Linked DNA regions of Homo sapiens: region 1 is linked to region 2. The links are chromatin loops, found by intact Hi-C in ENCODE. Cell type or tissue: Caco-2. All regions are shown on one strand. Each heading gives the region's core, and the rest is flanking DNA. Links, peaks and the distances in the headings are about the cores only. Region 1 overlaps DNAJC3 (DnaJ heat shock protein family (Hsp40) member C3). Region 2 overlaps UGGT2 (UDP-glucose glycoprotein glucosyltransferase 2).

Region 1 (9,927 bases), core at 598-8,597, 130 kb after region 2:
TTGGTAGTAGCAGGCCTCACTAACCTTCAAACTTCTCTCATGTTAGATGCACATACATTTAAGTGTTATATATTTATTTTATCCATCTATTTCGCTCAGAATCCCACAAATATATTTAAATGTTTTATTTAAACATGAAATAATGTTTATTTTAAATGTTATTTTTAAAAAAAGAGCTATTACTAGAATTCACTAAGACAGACACTGAGTGATTTGGTTCCATGATACAAACCTACGGCAGCATGAAACTGAGATAAAGCATCAGCTAGCTGTCCAGCTGCAAGTAATTTCTTGCCCAATTCAAGATGTTTCTCAACATCTGCATTTACTCCACATTCAGCACCTAAAAATAAAATTAAAAACAATCAGTTAACTTTCCACGAACTAAGATTTAATTCTAAAAAATATAATATTAAAAATAGTTATCTGTCTCAGTCATCTACTCAGATGAGAAAAGTCACAGAAGCTGAAAAATGATGTAAAGAACGTAACATAAAATACAAACCCTATTTCATTATATGGAGCACAAGACAAAAAATGTACCCATCTTGACCTAATCAGTCAAAAGAATGTAACCAGTCCAGAAAATAAAGGGAAGTTGTGTAATGCAGAAGTAGTAAAAATATTTTGAATAATAAAATGAAAATTGTTTGAAGGTAGAATCTCACCTTTAATGAACATCATAGAGACTGTTACAATATTTAAGTATTTATTAAGCACCTATAATGCACTAGGCACTATTTTAGGTATCTGCAATAAGTGAGCAACATTAAAAAACTCCTGCCCCTCATACCGTCCTGGCGCCTGATGTTATCGTGGGAGGAGACAGACATGATAAATAAGTAAATTATATAGTATGTTGGGTGAAAAGTACTGTGGAAAAAGTCAAGCCATGTGAAGAGGTAAGGAGTTCAGGGGACTTAGAGTAGCAAATAAGCGCGTAAAGGGCAGGCCTTCTTGAGAAACTGACATCTGAGCAAGACTTGAAAAAAATGAGGAACTCACCATGCAGACAGCTAGGAAAATAGCTTCCAGGAAGAGGGACCAGCAAGGGTCCTAAGTCGGGAGCATGCAGATATGTTCCAGAAACAGGAGAAAGGCCTGGATGGCTGCAGCAGAGCCAAGAGGAAGATAGTAGTATGAGGTCAAAGAAGTAGAGGACCTGTCTACAGCTTTGAATATTTACTTGTCTTAAAACAGGGAACTACTGTGGAATCAATAACATGATCTGATGGACTAGGCCAATTATCAATATGTTGCCTCTCCGCTCTGAATTCATCCTTCGGTACCTGCACTGCAATAAAGGCCTGGAGTTTGCAGGCATTTCCTCTTTACAGTGAGTACAATGTTATGCTTTGTCAGTACAGGGCACTGAAGCAACACTGCAGAAAGGACACTTCCTAGTTCTGCTTGGTGCATTTTACTGTCTTCTGGCTCCTGCTGCATGGTCTGTCATGGGGTGGACTTCCTGCTGCATGGTATGGATGAGGAGGACATCCAGGGGTACTTAGCCACAGCTTATGCCCAGGGGTCCAGTTCCTCAGTGATCTGGCAACCTCAGCCCACACACTCCAGATTTCACACCCACAGAAGCACCTGGACTCCCTTCGTAGACAGGCTAACCAGCCTTCGCTCACCTATACATGAAAGGATTGTTTCCTGCTTGCCCAATTACTATGGACCAGCCACACAGCAATCTTCTCCACCAGCAAACCTGGGCTACAGCTATACCTTCTCCAATAAGCTCTAAACCCCAGCCTGGTAGAGGGGACCCCTCTTGCAAGTTGGTCCTTCCTTGAGGCTCTTAGTCCTAGAATATCCGTTAGAGTTCTCTTTACATCTTTAGTTACTCTCCTATCACAACTTAACAGTTCTTAGATTAAACTTCCCCTTTCTAAGTAACTACATGATTTCGGTCTCTCCTCAACGGACCATGAGTGACACACAATTGGTATTGGGAGCAGTCCTAGGAGACAGGCCCACAGAGATGCAATTCGAGGACTGGTTTGGTCATGGCCTTGGGCTTCAGTGCAGTGCTAAGTTCCTCGCCAATGGGAGATGAAATGCTAGTAATCCACAGTAGGTATTGGAGTCACAATTAACTAAGCTATCACTTTGGTTGACTGTAATGAAGTACTGAGGGACATGTCTTAGAAGCCCAAGTGGCTGCTGCAACTGACCATAATGGCAGAAATTATGAAAATAAGGACTTTGATGTGGGGTGGGTTCTTTTGAGAGCACTAGAGCAGGGTCCCCAAGCCCCCAGCCACGGACCAGTACCAGTCCATGGCCTGTTAGGAACTGGGCCACACAGCAGGAAGTGATCGGCAAGCCAGAGAGCATTACCACCTGAGCTCTGCTTCCTGTCAGATCAGTGGAGGCATTAGATTCTCACAGGAGCACAAACCCTATCATCAATTGCGCATGCAAGGGGTCTAGGTTGTGCATTCCTTATGAGAATCTAACTAAAGCCTGATGATCTGAAGTGGAACAGATTCATCCCGAAACTATCCTCCCCCTACCCAACCCAGTCCATGGAAAAACTGTCTTCCACAAAACCAATCCCTGGTGCCAAAAAGGTTGGGGACTGCTGCACTGGGGCACCTACAGGGAGAAAATAACCAGCTCAGATCCAACTTTCAGATCAAGTCATGGTCTTAGAGCTGATTTAGCTGAAAATCAAATATAAAATTTAATTTAATTATGAGGGTTGCTGAATTAAAACAATAGCTGAATTCATGGTCTCACCAAGTTTCTCCTGTGAAAGGGGACAGATTAGTAAAGAATGGAATCCTTAAATTTGGAATGGGAATATTTATTTGGACCCAAATGAAACTGACCAACTTGAACCCCCAAGTCCGTCTGAGTCTCCCTTACCAGAAGTAGTTTTCCCCCCTTGTCTGAGGAGATGACTCTTCCACTGCTTAAAAACCTGAGGACAGCTTTACCCATGGTGGATGCCTTAAAAGAGGATGTTCAGTCCTCCTCAAGACACACCCTAACCACTGCCATTGTCACTAACCCATGTCAAATTTTGACAGGCTCCAGAAGAACAGGTATATACTATGACCCAAAGGAAGTAGCTGAACACACTAAAAGATCTGCTGATAAACTAGCACAATCCCACAGAACATGTATGGCAATGGATTCTAAAGGTGCTAGACCAGGAGGGTGAAATATAACACTACATTGGCTCTAATTCATTTATATGTATATACTTATAAAGCAGAGGTCAACAAACCGTTTTTTGTAACTAAAGTTTTACTAGAATGGGGCCATGCCCATTAATGGATGGGCCATATTGTCTATGGCTGCTTTCACACTATAGCAGCAGAACAGAGTTGTTGTGACAAAACCCATATGGCCTCTAAAACCTAAAATATTTACTATCTGACCCTTTACAGAAAAGGTTTGACTACTTCTGTACTAGAGATCCCACATTTAATGTGTTAACTCACAAAACTGGAAGTGGCTTTAACAGCTTACTTGATTGGCTGACTGAAACTTGAAGTTTAATTTAATTAAGCATTAATTATATTAATTTAACATTTAATAAGGCTGAGGTTCCAAAGTTTCCCTAGCATAATAAGAGAGAGGGATCCAAAGGTTTAGAGAGATAGGAAGGTTGGACTGGATTTATCATGTGTTACCTACACACCAAATTGCCACTTATGTCCATGAGAGGGCCTAGAAAACACTCCTTTTACTAAGACATTTAGAAACCTATTAGTGGCCAGGCACAGTAGCTCAAGTCTGTAATCCCAACACTTTGTGAGGCCAAGGCAGGAGAACTGCTTGAGGCCAGGAGTTCAAGAGCAGCCCGGGCAACATAATGAGACCTCATCTCTAAAAAATATAAAATAATTAGCCAGGCATGGTGGCACACACCTGGAATCCCAGCTATTTAATACTTGGGGGGCTGAGGCAGGAGGAAGGATCCTTTGAGCCCAGGAGTTCAAGTCTGCAGTGAGCTATGATCGTGCCACTATACTCCAGTCTAGGAGACAGAGCAAACCTTGTCTCTGAAACAAAATTAAAAAAAAAAAAAAGAGAGAGAGAGAGAGGGAGAAATGTATTAGTGAGGGACCACCTAACAAGGTTTTCAAAATTCTTGTCACTCCCCTTTGTAGGACAGGTATGACTACAGGAGGAAGTCAATATTGAGATAAGTTGAATTCAGTGCGGATGATGGGATTTTAGAGTTGCACAGAAACTTAAGCAGCAGCACTGAACCATGAGAGACTAGGTGGGCACATCAATGCAGAGGCTCTTAATAATCAGGTAGATAAAATGACATACTCTATGGGTGGCACTCAACCTCCTTCTCCATCATATCTAAGCTTGTGCAATGGACCCATGAACAAAGTGGCCATGGTGGCAGGGATGGAGATTATGAATGGGTTCAAAAACACAGATTAGGCCAGGTGCGGTGGCTCATGCCTGTAATCCCAGCACTTTGGGAGGCCTAGGCGGACAGATCACCTGAGGTCAGGAATTCAAGACTAGCCTGGCCAACGTGGCAAAACCCCATCTCTACTAAAAATACAGAGATTAGCTGGATGTGGTGGTGCATGCCTGTAATCCCAGCTACTGGGGAGGCTGAGGCATGAGAATCACTTGAACCCACGAGGTGGAGGTTGCGGTGAGCTGAGATCATGCCACTGCACTCCAGCCTGGGCGACACTGCGAGACTCTGTCTCAAAAAAAAAAAAAAAAAACACACACACACAGATTAGTCCTTTCTAAAACTGAAAAAACTGATCTGGCTAAAGCTACTGCAGAGCATCTGATCTGCCAATGCTGGAGACCAACACTGAATTCCCAGTATGGCACCATGGGTGGGAAAGAGACAGCTGGCCACCTAGTGGCAGATTGATTTTATTTGGTTCTCTTCCATAATGGATCCGTTTCTCATATTCCAGATATGAATTTGCCTGCAATGCTTCTGCCAACTCCACCATTCATAGACTCACAGAATGTATTACCTATCATTACAGCATTCTATACAGCACTGTATCTCCTTAAGGAATTCACTTCATAGCAAAAGAGGTGGACAATGTGCTCATGACACTAAGATTAACTGGTTTTACCATTACTCCATCACATAGAATGGCTTACTGAAGACTTCAGCAGCAGCACTAGTTAGGAGACAAAAACCTGAAAGGATGGGGCTCTGTTTTACAAGCTGCAGTTTATTATTTCAATCACAGACCATTATATGATGCTATCTTGCCCACAGCCAGAATATGTCAGTCCAGGAATCAAAAAGTAGAAGCAGGCATGGCTCCTCTCATTATTATACCCACATAAGCCACTTGCAAAATTTCTGTTTCTAGTCCTGGCAACTTTGAGCTCTGATGGTTTGGAGATCTTAGTCCTTAAAGGAGAAATGCTTCCAAAGGGGACACAACAATGTTTCCGATTAATTGGAAGATGAGACTCCCATATGGCCATTTTGTACTTCTTATGTCACTGAAACCAACAAGCCAAAAACATTGGTTAATCTACTAGTTGGAAAAATGAATCCGAATTACCAAGGGCAAACAAGTGTGCTATTTTGCAATGGAGGCAAAGTAGGGTAAGTGGAACCCAGAAGATTGCCTAGGGCATGTCATACTACTTCCATGCTCAATACAAGGTTAATGAAACGTTACAGCAACCAAAAAACAGAGCAAATAAGACACAGTCCCTTCAAGAAGGAAAGTTTATGAGTCACTCAATCAGGTTAAAAAAAAAAAAAGCCAGAGTAACTGAAATTCTGGCAGAAGGCAAGAGAGCTATAGAACAGGGAGTAGATGAAGGAAGCCACATATTTCAGCTACCACCTCAGACCAGTTACAGACACAAGCTATGCAGTAGCTTTGCATATTTTCTCTTTGATTATATACATGTTTATTTGTATATACAGTCAATCTTCATAATTTAGATTCTGTATTTGTGAATTTGCCTATGCACTAAAATTCATTCGTAATCCCCAAACTCATATTCACAGCATTTTCAGTCATTCAAGAACACATGCATGTTCAGGGTAGCAAAATACTGAAATCACTCCAAGCATATGTTCCAGCTGAGGCTGAACAAGGTAACACTCCATCTTCCTGTGTCAGCTTTCATAGTATAAACAATTGTCCTTTCCACTGTGCATTTGGTGCCACTTTTTTGTGTATGCTTCCTGTCACTGATTTCACCACTTTGAGTGACTCCCAAGCATAGTACTGAAGTACTGTCAGGTGTTCCTATGCTCATGAAAGCTGGGCTGTACCTTACTGAAAAAATCGTGTTTTAGTTAAGCTTTCTTCAAATATGAAAGACACTGCCATTAGCTGTAAGTTCAATGTTAATAGATCAACCATACATAGTAAGGTGTCTTTAAACAGAAACACACAGAAAACAAGGTTATGTCTTGATCTGTTGACATAAGTTGTGATTTGAGGCTTGCAGAAACTTAACCCTGTATTTCCCCTAAGAGAAATGGTTCAATATTTGCTAATGCAGTGTTCACGATGACTTTACAGAACATAACCACCATGAATAACAAGAATTGACTGTACTAACCATATTTTTCTCCCTAATTCCCAATTTTATTTTATACACAAATTACTGAAGTTAACTTTACAATTTAGTCTTTATATAACTGAATATTGAGTGGGATGGTGATGGAGTAAGAGTAGTAATTTATGTAGCCAGTGATGGATACGTGACTGATGGAACCAGGAGTCTTCTCCATTAGGGTATGGGTAAGAATTTCTTCCCTGCAAGGATAGCTGTATCTTCTTAGAAAATTGTCTCAGTTCTTCTATTCAGGCTGCTATAACAAAAATACCATAAACTGGATGGCTTATAAACAACATTTATTTCTCATAGTTCTAGAGGCTAGCAAGTCCAAGATCAAGGTGTCAGCAGATTCAGTGTCTGATGAGGGCCTAATAGACTGCACTTTCTTGTTGAGTCCCTATGTGGTGAAAGGGGAAAACAAGCTCCTTCAGGCCTCTTTCATATGGCCACTAATCCCAGTCATGAGGGCATCATCTAATCACCTTCTCCTTAAGGCCCTGCCTCTTAATACTGTCACATCAGATTAGGTTTCAACATATGAATTGGGGGCATGAGGGGAACACAAATATTCAGACCATAGCAAAAATAAAGTTGCTTTGTTGTACTGGTATTCAAATATGTGCACAAAGGCACGTACGGAAACTAAGTAGCCAACGCATTTCTCCTTTATGGTGAGCATGATGCTAAGCTCTTTGGGGTGCTGAAGGACATTACAGAAGAAAATCAAAATAATGGTTGCTTGGGAGGGTAAGAGAAAAGACAGACTGGGAAGAGGCAGGAGGGAACTGCTGGTAATGTTCTCATCATGCTTAGAGGTGTGGGTTACACAGTTATATGTGATTATCAAAACTCAGCAAATACACACTTAAAATATGGACGTTTCATTATACATTAATTTTACATGCAAACAAAAGTTGGTTATATGCCTGTTAAAGTATTTAGGGCCATGTATACTGGTGTTATCTTGAAATGTATTTTTTTAAAGGATTAATGGTTGGATACAGAAATGTCCAGATGCATATGTGTTAAAACAAATGTATTAAAATATTAGTGGTAGAATCTAGATGATGGGTATAGGGATGAACACTGTAAAATTCTTTCAACTTTGCGATATGTTTAATAATAAAATGTTGGGAATACATACACTATAGTGTTATAATGGGGGAATGTACACAGGGTACTGTGAGGGCACAAGTTAAAGCACCTAACACAGTTAAAATTAAATAAAATTTAAACTTGTTTCACAGTCACACTAGTAACAGTTTAAGTGCTCAATAACTAGTGGCTGGTATAGGAGAGAAAAAATAATTTTTTATCTTCATAAACTGGGACTCCCTGTAACAAAAGACAGATTAACAAGAGTTGTTTCATATGTATACCTCAAACATACATGCGAGAAAATTCAAGAGAACCGAGTAAATCTCCAGAGTAGATTTCAATGAGAGTTTAAACTTCAGCGGAATACCATCATTTGCTAAAATAAAGGAAGTGGAGGGTGATGGGGAAATCTGTTACAGGGGGATGGCCAGGAAAAAACTGAAAACAAGAGTAAGATTTGTTGTGCAGTTTTTAAGTCAATGCCTTTTCCATTTAGCGGCCCCTCTCCTCCTACTGCAGAGCAGGGAAAAAGATTTCCCTCATAGATGTAAATTTCTCTGACAAAAGGGCAACTTTTCAGAGCTATTCTTGTGTCTACAGTTTCTCAAAATAACCAACTCTAAATAACCAATATGACAAAGAGACATATTTTGCAGTAGCATATTGTGGGCTCCTGAAGTCATATTTTGGGGTAGCGTGACCTAAGCTCCAACACCACTGCATGGGACAATGCAAATGATACCAAATATCTCCCATCATCGCGGAAAGTTCCACTGGACAGCCCTCGGGGGATTCCCCTGAAGGCTCACCTGAAACCTGAAGGAAAAGTAGGAAGGATGCTACCTTTGTCGAAAAGGCTGGAATAGGGAAACTGACCATCCAAAAACAAAGGACATGACATTTAAATGCCTAGATGTCACATGATTAATGAGGCTTTAAAAAAAATGTCTAGTATTTCAGCTAGCTCTCCTTGCCATCATGACATAATTATTCTGGAGCGGAACACTTTAAGTGCTAGGTGACTCTAATAAACATCCAGAGAGGAAGAAGGAAACCAATTCAGTATCTACATGATAATCCAGGCAACATGATGATGACATGACCATGGAGTAGCAGCAGTGAACACAGAAAAAATAAGAGAGAAAAAAGACACACATGACTTATATCAACAGGCTAGATATGGAGGTCAAGTACAGAAAAAGCAGGAGTCCAGGATACCCAAAGCAACTTACTGAGCAACTACCTGCCATTTTAGTCACCAAAAGCACTGAACTCCTTATTTCATCTAATACAGCAAAAAGCTGATTGGAATTCACTTTACCTTGCTCTTTCTCCTTCTAAACACAGTAGCTTTCTCAGCTACTCTGTAGTTTCTCCATAGTGTCTTATTAGGTTGGCACAAAAGTAACTGAATACCTTGGTTGCCTGTTGGACCTCTTGGTATAAGGAATGGAAAGAAAGGAAGAGAGATTTTGGGGCTCAGAACATACCCTCCCAAAAAATGACTGCAGGAGACCAGAATATGCCATCCCAAAACATATTTTTTGGCATATTACTTGAAGCTGGTTAGTTCGAGAAACTACAGACATTAAAAACAGTTCTGAAAACCTCTTTTATGAAAATAATTTATATATAAAGAAAATTTTCATAAGTAAAGGTGCCTGGTAGGTGAGCTCAGTGATGCAGACCTGTAATCCCAGCTATTCAGGTTGCTGAAGTGGGAGGATTGCTTGAGCCCAGGAGTTCGAGACTGGCCTGGACAATACAGTGAGACCCCATATCTTATATAAACAATAAAAGTAGGCCAGTTGCAATGGCTCACATCTATTATCCCAGCACTTTGGGAGGCCAACACAGGAAGATCACTTCAGGCCAGGAGTTCAAGACCAGTCTGGACAAGAAAAACACCATCTCTACAAAAAATTTTAAAAATGAGCCTGGTGTGGTGACACACACCTGTAGTCCCAACTACTCAGGAGGCTGAAGCAGGAGAATCACTTGAGGCCAGGTGCTACAATCATGCCACTGCACTCCAGTCTGGGCAACAGAGCATGATCCTGTCTCAAACAAAAATGTTTAAAAAAGAAAAAGAAAAGAAAAAAGAAACTTTATGAGGAGAAATGTAATACAAACAGACTTAACAATCTACTATGTGCTGGAAATTTCTGTATCTTTATTTCACTAAATCATCAAAACAACCCCAGGAAGTAAACGTCTTTCATAGTTTTATAACTGAGGCTCAAGGTAGTTAACCATTCTGCCCAAGGACTCACA
Region 2 (9,927 bases), core at 554-8,553:
ATAAGCCAAATGTTGTAAATTCATATAGTGGAATATTATTTGGCTGTAAAAAGGATTGAAGTACTGAAATATGTCACAGCATAGATGGACCTTGACAACATTGTGCTGACAGAAGCCAGACACAAAAACCTGATAATGTATAATTTTACTTATGTGATATGTCCAGACTAAACAAATTCGTAGAGACAGAAAGTAGATTATTAGGTACATGGAGGTTAGGGAAGGATATGAGGACAGTGTGTGAAATAATCAGCTAAAGATCAGCTAAGTGACAACAGAGTAGACCCATATATATAATTGACAGAATTAAAGTTCCCCTAAGATTTATATTCAGGAGGTTAAAATGAAAAAACAGTCGGCATGGGGGGTAGTGTGTGTGTGTGTCCTGTACTCATGGAACTCAGCCATGTTGAGTTCCATGAGAACAGTTACAGAGATTGAGATTTAATCAGGACTATGACTTTGTCAAGAAAGTACAACTAAGTGAGAGAAGAATAAGACAGTTGAGAGTATATTCAGAAGAATAACTATATAGGGGTGAATACATCAAGGAATGAGGGACAGTGAAATAGTGGTAAAATCAGTTGATTGGAGGTTCCAAGGGGTCAAAGGATATTGATATCTGAGTACTCAGTGGAGTGAGCCAAAAATCAAGAGGTGGTCAGAGAGTGGCACCATGAAATTGAAAGTATAGAAGACTTGGTCTAGTATATAACCATTTGAGTTAGTAGCTTAGATAATATGGTAGGCCAGGTTATTTAAGGAAGGGATTCCAAGGAACTAAGGGTGTCAGAAGGGACAGTTAAGGTTTTTCTTTCTTTGATTAACGGACTTTATTTTTTTAGAGCAGTCTTAGGTTTACAAAAAAAATGAGCAGAAAGTATGGGTAATTTTCTATTTCTGGGCTCTTTATTGTGTTCCATTGATGTATTTGTCTCTTATTTTTCCAATACCACACTGTTTTGATTACTGTAACTTTATAGTAAGACTTCAAGTGTGGTAGTGTCAGCCCTCTGACTTTATTCTTCAATATTGTGTTGGATATTCTGGATCTTTTCCTTTTTCCCTAAACTTTAGAATCAGTTGGCCAATCTCCACAAAATAACTTGCTAAGCCTTTGATTGGGATTGTGTTAAGTCTATAGATAAATCTGGGAAGAACTGTTATCTTGACTATGGAGTCTTCCTATGTGTGAACATAGAATATCTCTTCATGTATTTCAGTGTTCTTTGATTTCTTTCCTCAGAATTTTGTAGTTTTCATTTTGTTGAGGAACATATTTTATTAGATTTATGTTTAAGTATTTCTCTTTTTCGGTGCTAATGTAAATGGTGTGTTTTCTTAAATTTCAAATTATGTTTGTTCATTGCTGGTATATAGAAAAGCAGTTGACTTTTGTATATTAACTTTTTATCTTGTAACATTGCTAAAATTGCTTATCAGTTCCAGAAGTTTTTTCCCTTGATTCTTGGGATTTTCTGCATAAACAATCCTGTTATCACAAACAGTGACAGGTTTTTTTCCCTTCCCAATCTATATACATTTTCCTTTTCTTGTCTTATTGCATTTGCTAGGACTTTCAGTGTGATGTTTAATAGGGATGTTGAGAGAAGAACCTTAAAATTGTGAATCTTGGAGCTTATGTAGGACAACCAGCACAAGTACCCTTCATACTCTTGGAGAGAGAGGAACATGCCTTTGCTCTTGAATATAAGCAGATCTTCTATAGGGAAAGGAAGGGAAGGACTCCACCCCTGGAATATAAACAAATATCTCTGGGGAAGATTTGTCTGATTCTCTCCAAAGGTCTCTAACTTACTAGGCTAGTTTGCCAGTCAAACATCCATTAACCCAGATGCCAGCAATCTTTACTTAGAGAGCTCTGAGCATGCAGAAATGGGAAAATATTCATGGATCATTGTTTCCAATGGGGAGATGAAAATTCACCTCAGAATCCAGAGAGCATTGTGGTGACCAATATGAACAGTAATTGCAGGCATAATGTGAGCAATAGAGGCAGATAGAGGTAGTGAGGCTGTCCATTGTGGGGACTATTGAATGGTAGGTTTCTATGCCTCCTTCTTCATCCTTGTTCCCAGGGGTAGAGTCTAGGAGAGATGTAGGTATATTCCAGTGCATGGATTCATTCATGACACAAGATGATTGGATCACCTTAGGTATTTTAAGCTTTAAAGTGTAGAGAAATCTCAGATTTGCATATGTTTTATGATCTGTTTACAGTCTAACTGATGTCTTACTTCATTCAGCTTCTTTCCTTCTGACTCTAAATTTCATACGTCTATGATTAAATCACAATTTTCTGTAGGATCTCCCCAATAATATGATTTACCAAGTCGCCATTAAGTCTCTTCCTCAAGACTGGCTGTGGTGTGAAACCTGGTGTGATGATGAATCCAAACAAAGAGCCAAAACAATTGATCTGGTGAGTGTCTTTGTTTTCATTTGTATGTAAGCAGATACAGAAATGTTTAAATAGAAATATTTTCTTTCTGTTTTACAAAGGGAGTGGCATACGTATTACTTCGCTTCTTCTGCTGTTCAGTCTATTACACATTTACTTAGGTTGGCAAGTATAGGGTTATTTTGGGGGCCCCCAAGACCACCCTGAGGTTTGATGATTCACTAAGGAGATTCATGAGATGCAAAATATAATCATATTCATGGCTTGATTTATCACAGTGAAAGGATATAAAGCAAAGTCAGCAAAGGGAAAAGGCACATGGGGCAAAGAGAAAATCAGGTGCAAGATTCCAAGAGTCCTTTCTCTGTGATATCACACGGGACAAGCTTCATTCCTCAAGCAATAAGAGATTCCACAACCAGTGTGAAGTATTACCTACTAAGGACATTTATTAGAAACCCCAGTGTCCAGGGGTTTTACTGGGGGCTGGTGACCATATAGCACTGTCTGCCTGAGACACACCTAAATTTCCAGCACTCAGGAGGAAAGCAAGTGTTTAGCATAAACACCTTTGCACAGATAATTTAGACACAGTGAGTTACTCTTATAAAGGAATGGTGAGAACCATCCTGAACCCTGTGTTCCCAGATGCCAGCGAGGAGCCAAACTTACAAGCAGGTCTTTCTAAGAATAGCAATTTCAGGCTTTCTGTATTAACTCTTTTCTGCAAAAGGACTTTTGAAAAAAAGGCTTAGAGGGCTGGGCACGGTGGCTTACGCCTGTAATCCCTGCACTTTAAGAGGCCGAGGCAGGTGGATCACCTCAGGTCAGGACTTCGAGACCAGCGTTGCTAACATGATGAAACCCCATCTCTACTAAAATTACAAAAAATTAGCTGGGCGTGGTGGCACATGCCTGTAGTCCCAGCTACTCAGGAGGCTGAGGCAGGAGAATTGCTTGAACCTGGGAGGCAGAGGTTGCAGAGAGCGGAGATGGCGCCACTACACTCCAGCCTGGAGACAAGAGCAAAACTCCATTTCAAAAAAACAAACAAACAAAAAAAAAGGGCTGAGAGCTAGCTGAAAATGTTTGTGGATTAGCTATCATCTTGACATGTCTTCAGTTTAGTTATCCTGCCAATATTTTCCCCCAAATAAAGGCAAACAAGACAATTTTGTCTACTTAAAATATATCATACATGCTTTTTTCTTACTTATTTTTAAGAGATTATTTTTCCTAGATTTTCATTTAAAGCAGTTTATGCTGTGCAGTTTAACTCTCCTAAACATAAAATATTTCAAAGTAATTTATTTGTTGTCCATTTAGATTTTATATTCCACTACTACCTTGTCTTTAGTAGGTATAATAAGTTTTTTTCCTAGTATATTGTTTTTAATGTGCTAAGTGTAGAAAATTGTTTACAAGATCTTCACTGACGAATAAGCTATTAAAATGTTAGAATTCACACAATTTTGAACAAAAAAGAGCAGGAAAACAAAATATAGGAACTTTTTCAGACATGTATAGAAATACATATTTTAAAAATAGCATGCCAGCATGTTAGAATGTAATCATAGTTGGTAGAATATAGCAGAAACAAATAAAAAGGCATTTTTAAGAGGTAAGCAAGGGAATTTCATAAAGAGAGGCCAAGAACATTATTGAACACAACTACTAATATGTTGTTAGGGTTCTGTTGTGGCTCATACAGTAGTGGTGTAGGTCATTTTGGGATCTTTAGTACTTAGACTAACATGAGCTACCATAACAAACCCCCAAAATTCAGTGGCTTCATACTCATTCCAGCAGCAGACCTAAGTGGATATCTCCGTCATTGAGTAGCCCTCCTGTGTGCCATGTCTCAGGGAGTACTTTTTGTCCACCTGTAACTGCTTCTTCCAGTGCAGTAGCCACTTGCCTTATGTGGCTGTTGAGCCCTTAACATGTTGCTATTCTGAATTGAGATGTGCTGTAAGGTATAAAGTACACACCAGATTTTGAATACTCAATACAATGAAAATAACATATATCTCATTACTAATTTTTGTATTGATTACATGTTGACTTAGTATTTTGGATATATTGGGTTGAATAAAATATAGTATTAAAATTTATTTCACCTATTCCTCTTACATTTTTATACATGGCTACTAGAAAAATTTAGTATTTTTCTAGTGAAAAAACCCACAAATTATGTGTATGGTTTTCATTGCATTTGTATTGGATAGTACCAATCTGGAGGGAAGGGGAAAAAAAGTGTGGAGAACATATATCTTGAATCCTAAAGGCATGGCCCCTTGGTGGGAGTTGGTCACGTGGCCATATCTAGATGTAACAGGAGCTGAGAAATGGCATTCCTGGATGGACAGCTACTTCCTAGCAATAGCAATACCAATACCCAGGAAAAGGAGAAGTGGCACAAATTTTGGTGTTCAGCCCGTCTCCCTCATAGAAACACTAAGAGTAGAATGAGAGAACATGCTATTCTTCATGGAGGAGAAAAGAGAATGCAGAAAATTCCCAAGGAAATGGCCTAACAGAAGAAAAGAGCATGACTAATAATATTGAAGGTGGGAATGAAAATGTTTATGAATGTCATTATACTCTCTCAACTTTCCATCTCAGAGTTTTTCAGCCTCAGTACTATTGGCATTGAGGAGTGGAGAATTCTTTGTTACAGGGGTTTTCCTGTGCATTGTTGGGTATTCAGCAGCATTTCTGGCCTCTGTCCACTAGATGGCAGTAGCACCCCACCACTCCCCGGCCATCACACATTTTCTCCAGACTTTGCCAAAGCTCCCCGAGGGGCATGATTACCCAGTTAAGAAACACTAATAAAGCTTATAGAGTGTATGCATGAGCACACACATACACACACACACACACACAAACCCAATGTAGTACAAATAGCTAAACAAAACATAATATTTTTATTTTTTTAATAGTATGACAGAATTAAAAAAAGAATTAGTCCCATTATCTTCACTATATAGAAGACATTGCCTATAAAGTTAATTTCTGCAAGGAAAATTGTGTTGTCCACTTACCTCAGGAATATGTCACTATGGAAAAGAAATCCATAATGAATCAACTGAAAATATTTGGTGAGGAAAGGGTTAAGACAACAGGCTCACGGCTCATGACTAATAGCTTTCCCCTAAGAAATAAGAGGAAAGCAAGTGGAGAAAATGTCACCAGAAGTGAGCTTCAAGTTGCTTCCTGCCTTAATTCTTTGTAAATAGTGAATGGGCTTCCTTTATTACTTGATGAAGTTTATACTGCTCCCATTGTCTTCTGTCTCAGTAAATGGCAAATCCATTTTTTATATTGCTCAAGCCAAAGGTACTGGTGGCTTTGTCTTTCTTTGATGCCTCTCTTTACTTACAGCTCACGTCCAATATATCAGCAGATCCTTTCAGCTGTACCTTCAGATACATAGTGTGTCAGACTCTTATCAACCTTCTATAATTTTTGCTTTTAACTTTAATTTCCCAAGAAACTCTATAGTAGTACTCAATAGTTTAAACTGATTGTGTATTGATGGAACCTTAGAGATTTTCCTATTTTAATTTCTTTTGCAGTTGAATAAATTAAGCTACACACCCTACACACACACATAATTATGTGATACATACACATCCTACTACTAGTAAATATGGAGTTGGAACCCTGAGAACCGAGATGCCATTTCCATGTTTTTCTACTGTGCCTACAAAGCACACTAGTCTGCTATGTTCTTCTACATAGTGGTAATGTAATTAGATCTTTTGTCAAAAAGTTTTACATAATTTTTTTTTGACAGACTTATGAGTCATCAGAATGTCTTTCAACAATTTTTATTTAAATTTCTGATTGAGGTATTTGTATTAAGCAATTATTACATACATAAGTTGTGATATATCATTTCACCTGATCCTGTGTGTATTAAACTTCCAGTACTTAGTAGGACTCTGCTTTTTATAAAATGTATTTTGTTTGCCCTAGTGACACAGCATTGTCCTTATGTTTCCAGGAGCATGGTCTTTCATTAACAAAATTTACTTAAACTTTTAGTGCAATAATCCCAAAACAAAAGAATCCAAACTAAAAGCTGCTGCCAGAATTGTCCCAGAATGGGTGGAGTATGATGCTGAGATAAGACAACTATTAGATCATCTTGAAAACAAGAAGCAAGATACAAGTAAGTCATCAACGTGTTGTGATGTCTGAAACATGCGTTGCATTAATGAGATTAGAATAGACTACAGACTCATTTCTTAGTGAATTTATAAAATGATTAAGAATTTCTTTAAGAAAGTCTGTGGCATAATTTAAAGGTGTATTTTTGTGTAGACTAAGCTTACAAGTTTAAAACATAGATAATCTGTTTCCCCATGGATACAGCTTCAGCTCATAACTCTATATGGATAGATAGTGTAACATTAGTCTCCTGACACAACATAGAGGTGAAAAATAAAAGTAAAAGGAGTGTTTGTCTTTAAGATTGCACTGAATTTCCTAAATGTGAAAATTTGAGCAAGTCCTAAAAATTAATAAAAGCTTTACATAGCTAACTAAAAATATCATTTCCTATCTCCAAAATTAATCTCATATATAACAGAGGTTTCCCCACGTGTTTGTGGTTCTAGTATGTTTAATCATGGGCTGGAGAATGACTTGGATTAGATTTGCTTCAATTCCTTTTATGAAAAAAACTGTGGCTACCTTGGCATTTCATTGCCCTACATAAGTGTTCAACAAATGTGCTGAATTTATTTTTTAAAGCTGATACAAACTTCTTGATTGTCCTGTAATTCTCTTTCCCTGTCAGTGCTGCCTGTGTCTCCCTATTCTTCACTCTTTCTTAAAAAACCCCCTGAACTCCTATTGTGTTCGGGTCAGTGTGTTAGAGACTTTCACTAGATTATATTGGCTAATACTCTCAATAATTCTTCCCAGTGGTTCAGAATACAGTTCTCATTTTCCTCAGCTTTACTGTTTAGGGAAGCCGAAATGATTATGTATAAACTGTCTCATATAAACGTGAAATTGTTTCATCTTGACTTTAAAAAAAAAAAAAAGTTTTCCTTTAAAAAAAAAAAGTTTTCTTGGTGTGTTCAAAAAGTTCATTATACACACCCATGTATGTATAATAATTTAGTATAGATAAAGATACTATTTCAATTCATAAGAAAATATTCTGTAAGTGGTATGATATGACTTTTTTTAAAGGGAGAGAAGTAGGATGACAAAGGGAGGAGGGAGAGAAGGAAAGAAAGCAGGAAGAAGGAAGAAAGGAAAATTACCTCAACAAAAAACATCTTTTTCTTATATATAAGTATTTCTTTTATCAAATTGGGAAAGAGGTAACAGTTAATAATAATGAGCATTGGTGAGAATGTTGGAAAGTTAGCATTTTTATACAAGTAAACGTATAGTAGCTGTATAAGTTAAGGAAATTTTATATGTATAAAAACTTAAAATTTGTATACCCTTTCACCCAGCAATTCACTTCAACAAACTTAAAAAAAGAAAAATGATGTCTATATTGGTGTTTATTATAGCATTATTTTTAACAATGAAATAGAAATAATCTGTCCATCAATAGACAATTGGTTACATAAACATTGATACAAACAATGAAATACAGTGTAGCCTTTCAAGACAAACAAGGTAAATGTATTTGTGCTGGCAGCATATTTTAAGTTAAAAAATAGGTTATAGAGCAATATTTATAATTGATCTCGTTTCCATTAAAGAAAAATCATAGGTCTGTATGTATGTGTTTGTGTATAGATATGTATATAAGTAAGGGAGAGAAGTTTTACAAAAGAGATTTTTTTTTATTATTATTATACTTTAAGTTCTAGGGTATATGTGCACAATGTGCAGGTTTGTTACATATGTATACATGTGCCATGTTGGTGTGCTGCACCCACTAACTCGTCATTTACATTGGATATGTCACCTAATGCTATCCCACCCCCTACCCCCACCCCACAACAAGCCCCAGTGTATGGTGTTCCCCACCCTGTGTCCAGGTGTTCTCATTGTTCATTTCCCACCTATGAGTGAGGACAGGCGGTGTTTGGTTTTCTGTCCTTGTGATAGTTTGATGAGAATGATGGTTTCCAGCTTCATCCATGTCCCTACAAAGGACATGAACTCATCCTTTTTTAAGGCTGCATAGTATTCCGTGGTGTATATGTGCCACATTTTCTTAATCCAGTCTATCATTTTTGGACATTTGGGTTGGTTCCAAGTCTTTGCTATTGTGAATAGTGCCGCAATAAACATATGTGTGCATGTGTCTTTATAGCAGCATGATTTATAATCCTTTGGGTATATACCCAGTAATGGGATGGCTGGGTCAAATGGTATTTCTAGTTTTAGATCCTTGAGGAATCGCCACACTGACTTCCACAATGGTTGAACTAGTTTACAGCCTTACCATACTGTAAAAGTGTTCCTATTTCTCCACATCCTCTCCAGCATCTGTTGTTTCCTGACTTTTTAATGATTGCCATTCTAACTGGTGTGAGACAGTATCTCATTGTGGTTTTGATTTGCATTTCTCTAATGACCAGTGATGATGAGCATCTTTTCATGTGTCTGTTGGCTGCATAAATATCGTTTTTTGTGAAGTGTCTTCATATCCTTCACCCACTTTTTGATGGGGTTGTTTGATTTTTTCTTGTAAATTTGTTTAAGTTCATTGTAGATTCTGGATATTAGCCCTTTGTCAGATGGGTAGATTGCAAAAATTTTCTCCCATTCTGTAGGTTGCCTGCTCACTCTGACGATAGTTTCTTTTGCTGTGCAGAAGCGCTTTAGTTTAGTTAGTTCCCATTTCTCAATTCTTGCTTTTGTTGCCATTGCTTTTGGTGTTTTAGTCATGAAGTCCTTGCCCATGCCTGTGTCCTCAATGGTATTGCCTAGGTTTTCTTCTACAGTTTTTATGGTTTTAGGTCTAACATTTAAGTCTTTAATCCATCTTGAATTAATTTTTCTATAAGATGTAAGGAAGGGATCCAGTTTCAGCTTTCTACATATGACTAGCCAGTTTTCCCAGCACCATTTATTAAATAAGGAATCCTTTCCCCATTTCTTGTTTTTGTCAGGTTTGTCAAAGATCAGATGGTTGTAGATGTGTGGTATTATTTCTGAGGGCTCTGTTCTGTTCCATTGGTCTATACCTCTGTTTTGGTACCAGTACCATGCTGTTTTGGTTACTGTAGCCTTGTAGTGTAGTTTAAAGTCAGGTAGCATGATGCCTCCAGCTTTGTTCATTTGGCTTAGGATTGTCTTGGCAATGCAGGCTGTTTTTTGGTTCCATATGAACTTTAAAGTAGTTTTTTCCACTGAATCTATGAATTACCTTGGGCAGTGTGGCCATTTTCACAATACTGATTCTTCCTGTCCATGAGCATGGAATGTTCTTCCATTTGTTTGTGTCCTCTTTTATTCCTTTGAGCAGTGGTTTGTAGTTCTCTTTGAAGAGGTCCTTCACATCCTTTGTAAGTTGG

The links. Hi-C counts contacts between places; a loop is a spot of excess contacts. Peaks named below come from ENCODE experiments on the same cell type or tissue, not always from the same donor. Only the 100,000 strongest peaks of a DNase experiment are listed, where the experiment ranks them.
Region 1: it touches region 2 in a loop (7-fold over the local background); 2 of 110 quality-filtered maps call a loop at or near these places.

Annotation. Positions count from the first base shown.
Region 1 is chr13:95,699,643-95,709,569 of GRCh38, reverse strand. DNAJC3 (DnaJ heat shock protein family (Hsp40) member C3) reads right to left here. Exons shown (of 12, transcript NM_006260.5): 2 at 233-343. Among named protein-coding and RNA genes, the nearest start is that of DNAJC3, 27 kb to the right of the region's middle. RefSeq lists an enhancer at 2,145-2,434. In Caco-2, for the core only: a CTCF peak has its summit at 4,860 (motif pointing left); no DNase peak of the experiment used is centred there.
Region 2 is chr13:95,829,602-95,839,528 of GRCh38, reverse strand. It overlaps UGGT2 (UDP-glucose glycoprotein glucosyltransferase 2), which reads left to right. Exons shown (of 39, transcript NM_020121.4): 37 at 2,327-2,443; 38 at 6,476-6,602. Among named protein-coding and RNA genes, the nearest start is that of DNAJC3, 160 kb to the right of the region's middle. In Caco-2, for the core only: a CTCF peak has its summit at 5,148 (motif pointing right); a DNase peak (open chromatin) is centred at 5,188.